2 separate regions of the Homo sapiens genome follow, and region 1 is linked to region 2. Evidence: chromatin contacts called from ENCODE Hi-C or POLR2A ChIA-PET data. All regions are on one chromosome and are shown on one strand. Each heading gives the region's core, a stretch centred on a gene start or an enhancer-like site at or near the end of the contact. The rest is flanking DNA. Distances are from core to core; before and after follow the strand shown. Region 1 overlaps ARHGAP26 (Rho GTPase activating protein 26). Region 2 overlaps ARHGAP26 (Rho GTPase activating protein 26).

What was found. Hi-C counts contacts between places; a loop is a spot of excess contacts on that map. ChIA-PET counts read pairs that join two places held with the same protein, here RNA polymerase II (POLR2A). Pooled maps may share reads with other maps.
Region 1: a map of CD8-positive, alpha-beta T cell shows a loop between it and region 2 (8-fold over the local background). The contact joins two enhancer-like sites. A Hi-C loop is called at or near these places in 25 of 168 maps with a recorded cell type or tissue (B cell, CD14-positive monocyte, CD4-positive, alpha-beta T cell and 15 more), 33 of 37 single-sample maps with no recorded cell type and 24 of 50 pooled maps. POLR2A ChIA-PET finds 5 or more read pairs at or near these places in 12 of 52 experiments (CD4-positive, alpha-beta T cell, CD4-positive, alpha-beta memory T cell, CD8-positive, alpha-beta T cell and 9 more).

The regions. Positions count from the first base shown.
Region 1 is chr5:142,922,533-142,927,642 of GRCh38, reverse strand. The region is part of intron 10 of ARHGAP26 (Rho GTPase activating protein 26); the gene reads right to left. Among named protein-coding and RNA genes, the nearest start is that of ARHGAP26-AS1, 56 kb to the right of the region's middle. Within about 2 kb of position 3,327, at least 3 of the 41 ENCODE cell types and tissues checked have a DNase peak (open chromatin) inside an H3K27ac peak, as active enhancers do; they include CD14-positive monocyte and CD8-positive, alpha-beta T cell, where a contact is called at or near this core.
Region 2 is chr5:143,007,662-143,013,039 of GRCh38, reverse strand. All of the region lies in intron 11 of ARHGAP26 (Rho GTPase activating protein 26), which reads right to left. Among named protein-coding and RNA genes, the nearest start is that of ARHGAP26-AS1, 140 kb to the right of the region's middle. RefSeq lists an enhancer at 3,086-4,285. Within about 2 kb of position 3,844, at least 8 of the 41 ENCODE cell types and tissues checked have a DNase peak (open chromatin) inside an H3K27ac peak, as active enhancers do; they include CD14-positive monocyte and CD8-positive, alpha-beta T cell, where a contact is called at or near this core.

The DNA.
Region 1 (5,110 bases), core at 2,078-4,577, 85 kb after region 2:
TTCAGGAATACCTGCAGTTTTATTTAGAATAGCCAAAAATTGCAAAAACAACAACAAATAAATATCCATTGATAAATGGATAAACTGTTGTATATTTGAACAATGGCATACCATACAACAATTTTTTTAAAAAAAGAGTCAACTACTGCTAAATGCAACAACACGAATGAATCTCAGAGACATAATGATGAGGGAAAGAGACCAGACACAAAAGATTATGTGACTGTGTGACTCCACTTCTATGATGTTCAAATACTTGCAAAACTCATCTATGGCAACAGAAGTCAGAAGAGTGATTTTTTTTTTTTTTTTGAAAAGAGATATGGGCAGTGACTGAGAAGGGGCACAAGGGTATCTCCTGGAGTGACAGAAACATTCTATATCTTCATCTGGGTGGTTACACAGTTGTGTGTGTATAACAAGTTATTAAAATACAGACTTTGGAGTCATGCATTTTACTGTGATTACACCTCAGTAAAAATCGTTTTAAATACCCAAGAGCTATGACTTCTCATCAATAACTTAGGCTCACTAGTTATCCTGATTCTAGTGCTTCCTAGATGTATAACCACGGCAGACTAGCAACTGAACTATTCTGTGCTACTCTTATTACCTATGTTTTAAAGAACAGTAGCATAGAGCAGTTCAATTACTTGTCTCCCAGCGTTACCAGGATTACACCTCAGGGCATGCTGGGAAGGTTATATGAGAAGTGTATGCGGCATTTCAAAGTGTCAGGCACACGATGAATGCTCCAAAAATTAGTTGTAATCACAGGGGCAGGTAGAGGTGGGGTGAGCAGGAACAGGATGGTAAGTATGGGGTAAGGTTAAAATTACGGCTGCAGAAGGGCAGGTGTGTATAGTTTCAAAGGGAAAAGAAACAACCCACAGGTGCTAATGACATGTGTGATTCCCACTCCCAACACACTCATACACAGCACTGAAATTCATGCCTCTACCACAAAGCACACAGGGCTGAGGGCTGAAGGGACACACCTGCACTGACATAATGGCCATTTCCTTTCTCCTCCTGAGTAACGCAACAAAGTGGCCTACCACTCCCTTTTAAAATTAACATCTGATAACTAATAAGAACAGAGAAGGGGTCTTTGGCAAATTCTAAAAAATCTGCCAAGGAGCTCCCTCCACCCGCCAGATGAGAGAAGGAGCAAATGACTTAAAAATCCTCTGTAGAGCTCAACCCTAAGAATCCACTTAAAATACAGCACTTCCTTTTCACTCTGAATATGTCCTTAGTGCTATATCTGCTTAAGAATCTGGATCTGCTTAAGAATCTGGATCTGCTTAAGAATCATGAACGAGGATCTGGAATTTTCTCTAAGCTGGCACCTCACCTCTCACACTGCAGGAGCCATGGAGAAAACAGCTCTCCATCTATTACAGGGCAAGTTGCTACCCAACACCATATCTCCTCCAACCCTGGCCCCTAAAAACAGCCCATGGAAAGCAGTATATGGTTTAGCAACACATTCAGGATCCTGGGACCACTGGCTATACCAACTCATAGCCTCCTCACCAGCCAAGAGCAAACAGAATCACAACCAGCCCCAATTCCAGGGTTACTCGACAGCTTTCCTACGCTAATCTTATTCCTGAATCTGAGTCAACAATAGTGATCTCAGTGGTTTGGCAATTTACCCACTTCCTATTGGACAAGGAAAAGCTATTACTAACTCCACCCCACTGAAACAAAAACACTCAGAATTTAACAGTACCGTTCTTTCTAAATCAACCTCCAAAGATCTAGAATTTACTCATTCATAAGACTATAAATCTTCTGTTGGCAAGAGTTCATTCCCCAGCTTCCATCCACACTACTGTATATTTAAGGGTCAAATTCAAAGTAGAAGAGCTGAGGCACCCACAGGAACACACAATCTCAAAGCCTGTGTCTGAAACCTGCCCCTTATGCTTATTTAGGAGACAAAGGGGAATGATAAGGAATGGAGCATCAGCTGCCATCCACTTGCAAGAAGAGTTTTGCAAGTGCCAGGGAAGGGAAGTGGTCCTTTGTTTCTAAAGTGCTACTGGGAAAATGAATTCCTAACAGTTCCTGGACAATGCAATGGTTCGGGTTCAGAAGAGCTTCATTTACACAAAGATATGGCCAAAGCCACATAGAATAATCTTGGAGAATGACACCTTTTCCATGTCTGTTTATGAGATTACAGACCCAAATGTCTACGGAGACTCGGTAAGTAAGAAAAATTAGGGAAACTGGATAAGAAATTCTTTAATCCAAGGAAAATAGACTTGGTCTTATGTTGCTCTTGGTTTTTTCTTTTGCAGTTTTACTTTCAGATAGAAACAAAGAACAAAGAATTATCTCCCCTCTGTGGGAAAAACAACAGTGCAAGTGCAAAGCAAAAAAGCTGTCACTCGTCTTCATGGGGGAGGTGGGCAACAGGGCATGGTGGGGACTGCGGCAGAACAGAGAGCACACACCCCACCTAAAGGAAATATCTGTCATTCAGCTCAACCGGTAGCTGGCATGCGGGAAGGCATGATCAGCAGTTAAAGATTTTTTTCAGTTTTAAACTGTTGCCTCAAACACTATTCAAGCCAAACCAAGCATGTCTGTGGACCACCAGTTTGCAACTTCTGTTGTCTGTGTCTTCCTCTGAATCTATCTGAGCTTCACCCTAGGTCATCATTACATGTTATAAAGTCATCCATCTCATGCATTAAGACCAACAATGAAGGATGCCTGTCTATATTCTTGATTCACCTTACAGTCAAACTCAGGAGAGTATCTCCAGGTCATCCACAAAGGAGGAACTTGGGCTACTTCCCTTTTTCTTCCAATACTCAAGGACACAGTGCCATCACTGGAAGGCAATGGTAATCTACTATTTGGAGACAGAACATATGAATCTGCACTACTATGCGTGCTCTGATGTAATAAACCATTGAGGTCCTTCTGCAAGACCTTTGTGCATGGAAAGAATTAATAATATGCCATGATAATCTGGGTGTGGTACAGGTGAGAGACAGAGGAAGTAAGAAACCAGAAGATGCTGCAACTGGCAGCCCCCAAACCACAGGTAGATTTACTGAGTGTTTATTATGTGCTAACCACTGTGCTAAGGACTTTACTTGTATTATCATTCATTCTTCACAATAACTGTATGAAGTAGACACTACCATTATTTCTTCTTTTAAAAGTGAAAAGACTGAGACTCACATAAATTACTTGCATAATGTCACACCACTAGTAAGTGCCAAAGCCTGCACTTGAACCCAGGTGTGCCTGAATCTAAAGCAAAGCCCATGCTTTAATGACAATGTTGTACTGCCCCCCTGTGCATGTAGCATACATGTCCTGGGATCCAGAAAGACCAGCATCTTAAGGAGAAGAAGAAAGGAAGGAAGGAGGGAGGGAGGGAAGGAGAGTTGGAAAGAGGAGGGAGGGAGGAAGCAAGGGTCAACCCTCTAAGAAGGTTTTGGAAGTAGCTTCTAATCAATTATTTAGAAAGGATCTGATCCTCTCAGCACTTTGGGATGCCGAGGCGGGTGGATCGCGAGGTCAGGAGATCGAGACCATCCTGGCTAACACGGTGAAACCCCGTCTCTACTAAAAATACAAAAAAATTAGCCAGGTGCGGTGGCAGGCGCCTGTAGTCCCAGCTACTTGGGAGGCTGAGGCAGGAGAACGGCACGAACCCGGGGGGCGGAGCTTGCAGTGAGCGGAGATTGCGCCACTGCACTCCAGCCTGGGCGACAGAGCAGGACTCCGTATCAAAAAAAAAAAAAAAAAAAAAAGGATCTGATCCTAATAAATGAATGAATCATAACCTATTAAAGCCTGCAACCTTAGTATTTTTAGAGGAATGTTCCTAAAATAATTAGGATCATAGCAATAATAATAGTCTAAAAAGTAGGTATCACCAACCACATCAGATAAGTTCTTACATTTTTATGAGAGACTGAAGTCGTAAAACATCGGGAAGCCCAAAGACATCTTTGGCATATTAAATTGCATGGCTCTTAAATGCAACAGATATTGACTGAGTTCCTATTATGTGCCAGTCATCATGCTAGGTATCAGGGACATAGAAGCAAGCAAATGTTAACACACTGCACAAGGACAAGGCATTATTCACTGATGGGATGAGTGAGACTCAAGGAGAATGCAAATACCTGTTACTACTATTGATAACAAACTATGAAAATATAGCTTCTGTTTCATGTATTTTTTTTTCATTTTTACTATTCTATCTCACAATCAACAGAAATGTACATAAGTGGAATGTACTGGTTGAACTGTTTCTTCTATCCAGAATTACATAATAGCTCATTTTTGGTTTTGATTTTAAAAAGACAAACTCATTTTATATTTAGAAATTGGTAAATAAACTGGTATATTCAACCAATAAAACTCCATATTTCACCAGGCAGACTAAAGAGTAAAAATAGGGTTGCCTCAATCACCCTCCCAATCAAGTCCATTAACCACCATACCCCATTCTTTGTTAAACCAGAATCAAACAGCAAACAGGCATGCTCTCATTTAATTAAAAGAAAAAAAAAAACTCCATGACAAGTTCAAACTACATGAATTCTAAGACTCCAAGAACTTCTCCACTAACTTATTTTACAGAACAGCCAAAAAGCAATTCAGAAACTATGGTATCGTCTCCCAACTCAAGTCATGGAAGTCAGAGTCATATAACACCCTCTGAGGAAGGAAAACTCCATTTCCTGCCTGAAATGTCATGGCATTGAGACCAGCACTCTAATCCAACCAGCAGGAAGGCAAAATAAAATATTATTTCAAACAAGGGGTGAGAAGGGGAGGGAGGGGAAGTCTGAAACCAGGAAAAATGGATTCATGTGTTGCAAAAGATAAAGGCACGTTGCACCAGGAGGGAAAAGTAGGACTGCCAGGTTCTCAGCACACACAGGACAGTGAAATCACTCATCTTTTCTGCACCATCCTAAATAAGCCATTCCTAAAGCAAAGGGCCTGGCACTTTAGTTCAAAGAGCCAGGTAAAGGGTAATGTTTAAACAGAGGCCCAACTAACTGAGCATGTTTGTTTTTGCAAGAAAGTGGGTATGAATGATTTGTGATGAAAGGGTGGGAGG
Region 2 (5,378 bases), core at 2,595-5,094:
CAGTCTTTGGATCACAGTTTGCCCATCTCTGATATGCTGTCATAATTAAACAAGATGAAACCTCTACTTTAGAAAAGAAAAAAATCGGCCAGGCACAGTGGCTCATGCCTGGAATCCCAGCACTTTGGGAGGCCCAGGCGGGTGGATCATGAGGTCAGGAGATCGAGACCATCCTGGCTAACATGGTGAAACTCCGTCTCTACTAAAAAACACAAAAAATTAGCCAGGCATGGTGGCGGGCGCCTGTAGTCCCAGCTACTTGGGAGGCTGAGGCAGGAGAATGGCATGAACCCAGGAGGTCGAGCTTGCAGTGAGCCGAGATCACGCCACTGCACTTCAGCCTGGGCAACAGAGCAAGACTCCGTCTTAAATAAATAAATGAAAAAAAATCATAGAACCCAAGCCCTTCTTTGGTCATTAAGGTTCTGTAGGTATAGAAAGGCATAAGGTGAACCTGATCATAATATATATATATATATATATATATGTATGTATGTATATAAATATATCCCTCCAGTGACTCTAATGGCTACTCTCAGTTGAGAACCACTTATTTAACCCCTAAAGAAACCAAGGCAACTACCTCTGAAAAGAACCATTAAATCCAGAAAGGGATTTTTCACTTAAGAAATATGACGGAGAATGGCTGGTCAAGAGGTCCCACTTGGCCCTTCAGCTGCTTTGTGTCACTGGGTCTCTTAGCCTCTCTGGGCATCTATTGCCTCATCCATAAACTGAAGGAGTCGCCCAAGAAGGTCTTTGAATTATCAAGCTCTAAATATAACAAATCATCCCATTTTATTATTAATTTTCTAAAGAAAACTAAAGCTACCAGGCCACTTATTAAAGGTCAGAAAGATGAGTATAAAGAGAACAGGTTTCTGTACTTAAAGAGGATTGTCTAATGAATGAAAAGGCATCAATGCATATACCTAAACGCTCTAGAGATAAGGAGTCAAAAGATTTTGATCCTGGCCTGGGCTTCCCCATTGGTAACTTCATCTTGCTGAACTTTAATTTCTTCATCTATAAAATGTGGGCGATGATAGGTTTTTCTGACTAACTCAGCCAGAGCTGATGTGAACATCAAATGAGACTGTGCCAAAGAAATATACTGAAACAGCACAACACAATGCAAGCGCTTTGGACTCTACTACTGAGAAAAGAAATGCTTAACATTCATGGAATTTGAGGGGAGGGCAAAAGTCACCACGAAGTCTAGGTGGAGGCTGACATAGAGGTTGTGTAATTTCTACTTAAAAGAGGAAACACAGTGGCCCACTCTCCCTCAGCAGCATCTTTATCATCTATATAAATGAACTTGAGCTAGATCATGGTTTCCAAATTGAGCCACACAGCACCTGCACAAACAAAGGGGTTGGAGAGAAGCTAAGACCAAATGACCCCTCCCTTGGCTTTTATCCATTTTACTCATGTGGCTATTGAGGAAGGGCATAGCGGCTTTGAAAAGTTTGAAGACCTCCTAAATAATAATTTCCCATGTTGCTTGCAATTCGTTTACTTATCCATGTATTTAACAAATATTTACTGTGTGCTTATAATGGTCAGGCAACGTTCCAGGTGCTGGGGATACAGATGAACTAGACATCTGTAATCTCTGCTCTCATAAAACTTTCCAATTACTGAAGAAAACAGAAATAAACAGATGCACATTTATGATTACTTCAAATATTGATAAGTACATTGGAGAAAGTAAAAAAAAAAAAAAAAAAAAAGCGGGGGTTTATTGTGGACTTTAGGCGAGGAAATGCCTCTCGGAAGAGATGACGTTTGCGCCAGGCCTGAATGATGAGGGGTACCTCCTTGGGAAGACGTGGGGGCTAGTGCCAACAGAAAGTACAGGTCCTTGGAAGGTGAAAAGTCATTGCATTTGAAGGAAGAAGGCCAGTGTGATTAGCAATCAGTGCAATGCAGAGAGGGGTAGGAGATAAGGATAGGGCAGAGGGGCAGCAATCCGATCCTGCAGAGCCTTGTGACCTGTGAGTGAAATGGGTCACAGTGTAATAGCTAAGACCAGCAATCCATGCTGACCGGCATTCACTAACCTTGGAAAGTTGGGCAAGGGAAGTGCAGAAGAGAAGACCACACTTTGGCAAGTATTTTTCTTCAGCCATCCTTGATCCCTGCATTTCTCCTAGTAAATTCAAACATTCTATCCAAGGGAACCTTGCTTCTATTTATAGCTGGCAAAATCCAGAAGGAATAGTAAAATGCAGGACTTCCAGCCCTCCTTCATTAGGAGATGAATTTGTGCCAAATTACTCTCTTTCAAGGTTTCCTGGGTCTCGGGAGACCCCTTCCTGGAACACCCAAGCATTCCCTGAATTGGAGAAGGATAATCAATGAGTCAAAGGCACCAGAAACATGTACTCACCTGCTCCTCTGAGGCCAGGCTGTTAATCTCTGTCTGGTTTGGGTTAATGAGCCAAAGAGAATGAGTTTTGAAATGAAGCTAACAAATCCTGCTTACCAGGACTTTGTGACTACAGGGCCCAACAAAGAAGGCCCAGGGTGGGGAAGCAACCAGATGGTGGCTCAGTCACAGCACTAAGCAGGAATGGTTTTGTTTACCTAGCACTTACCAAGCACCACACATGGCAACATCTAATCCTTGCAACCACCATATGGATGAGGTCTAGTATTATTCACATTTTAGAGATATGGAACCTGAGACCCAGAGTGGTTACACAGTTTGTCTAAGGACACAGAGCTGGTCAGTGGTGTACTATTCTATCTTGCCTCTAAAAGGATGTTCCAATACCCTTTTACCTTTCTAGGCAGTGGCAAATGTATATCACTACCAAGTCACTCCAGTGGTTGGTATTATGGTTCATAAATACCTTCTATACTGACAGAAGCAAAGAGCATGCAATTCACCCTTTAGAAATGGTCAGTCTGCTCTGGGCTATCCTTCTTCTACAGATCTCACAGTTGCCCACTAGCATCAGACTGAGGTTCAGAGGCAAGAGCAATGTCCTGAAAGATCACTTTGACCATAGCTTTGTCTTATGATTAGCAATCTCAAATTTATATGCTTTCAGGTAAGCCTCTTGAGAGCATCTACCTTAATACAATAGAACTCAACTCTCCAGGAGCAACCCAAGCGGACAAGGGGCACTAAATGCCTGATCTGTGGCTCCTCAGAAGACTGAAACAGTTAATGCACCTTCAACAACCCAACTGAAGCTAAGCTCTATCTGAGTACTCTAAAACTTGGGAACATTATCTCCTTTGGGTTTCTATACTTTGATGTAGGTATAGTCTAGTTTCTACTGACCATTGTATATGAAGATTTGTTAAAGATCCGTGCCAACAAGTATCTATTTTCAAGTATATGCTTCTGAAGAAGAGAAATTACATGTGTTTACTTTATCTTATCACGGTCCATCTAAGAATCATTAAAGAATAATTATGACAGATAGAAATTAATAATGATGATGATGACAAAACCCCTGCCATGTGCCAGACATCATGCCAAGCATTCTGTGTGCATTGTCTTATTCGGTTCTCATACCAGCCTAATTATTCCTTTCACAGAGATGAGAAAACTGAGGCATTAGAGAAGTTAGGTCACATGGCCAAGGTCAGACAGCTGGAAATGGGCAGAGTCCAGACAGGAACTCCCACGGTCTGTCTCCAGAGCCCAAGCACTTAACCACTAACCACATGATCAATAAGTCATTGTGATGACGATGATGACAATGACGACGATGATGATGCTGACGATGATAAAGGTGAGATGTTGTGGGCAGCTGGGCAGGTGAATCACCGGAAGGAAGAACTTGCCCTGAGTCAGAAAGAAAATGAAACTGGGAACAGCCTTCTGATTCTAGCCTGGAGTATTTACCACCAACCCATGCAACCAGCTGGCATCTAGTATAGAAGTAACACTTCATATTCTCTCTGAACCACAGGGTTCGATCCTGACGATAAACACCAGGGGGGGAGAGTAGCTCTTTGATACAAATCACAGGGCACTGCAATTCTGAGTCCTTACCCAGAAGCTGCAATGAAAGTACAATTTAATAAATCAAAGGAGGGCGAGGAAAGCCTTCATATGCTTCCTCTGCACCAAGATGTGATTTTGCAATAAATTCTGTTCACTGCTGAGCCAGTTCAGTTTACATGTCCCTACAGAATTAACAGAGAATACACAGAGTCATCTGGATTCCCAGAATTTTTCTATGAGTACCTTTATTACCATTATCCAAGCCATACTGAGAAAACAGAGAGGCTTGTTTTTCAAATGTAGATATTAAAGACATAAGTAAAGCAAAAATTTGACAAAACAATCTAACTTTTCCCTTTCACACACAGCTGCATTAGAGCTTAGCCATACCACACTTTGGATCAAAATCTGGACAAAATAAAGATGCTGGGGAAATAGGTTCATAAGGAAATTTGTTTAAAACTGATGCTCCTCTCTAAACTGCACCATCTTTACCCAAATGCACATCCAAACTCTATGATCCCCTGAGGTTTTCTCCAAGTCTCCTCCCACCTGGCTGTTCCCCTGATGTACCAATGTGGAGACACACTGAATAAGGCAATGTGTCAACATCTTAAAACAACAGGCTGGTTCTACACCATCGAATATCATCTCATCTCCTCTGCATGACAAAGTGGGTCCACCATCACTAGAATCAAAACAGCTTGCTCTTTTGAATTGTGTCTGTCAGTGGCGACAGATTTGTAGTAATCTACTGCTTAGGTTCAAAGTCCAACTTTACTGTTTATTGGCTAACATGCACATCAGTTATCATCCCTAGACCTCAGTCTTGCCATCTGAAAAAGGGGGATAGTAACACTCTCCACCACTTAGGATTGTTGTAATAATTAAATGGAATCATAGATATACAATATTCAACACAGCACTGAATGTAAATTCTATGGCCTATTGAACATTCTATAAGGATTAACTTTCATCTTCATCACTGTCATTTTCCTCCTTCCTTCTCTTCCCACTTTGTGTTTAAAAAAACAAAACAAAAAGCCTCTTCTGGTGATGGAAATGTATCCCCTATGGGATAAATGGCTAAGGATGGGAAATGTCATTTGAGGGACCCTGTGGCATTGGTCTTGTTGGCAATGTAATATAACCAACTGAAACTAATTAAGAGATGAAGGGAAAGGAAAGGAGACAATCTAAGGTCAACGTTTAAATCAATGGTTCTTAATCTTTTTTAAAACAGCAATCAAACATAAAAATAGCCACCTGCCACCAACCACTTTTTCACTATCAATTATGTGCCAAACACCATACTAAGCGTTTAAACGAATGATTTTATTTCATCCTCAAGCCTATGGGGTACTACACCTGCCTCTATTTCATAGCATCATATGGGTTAATTAACTTT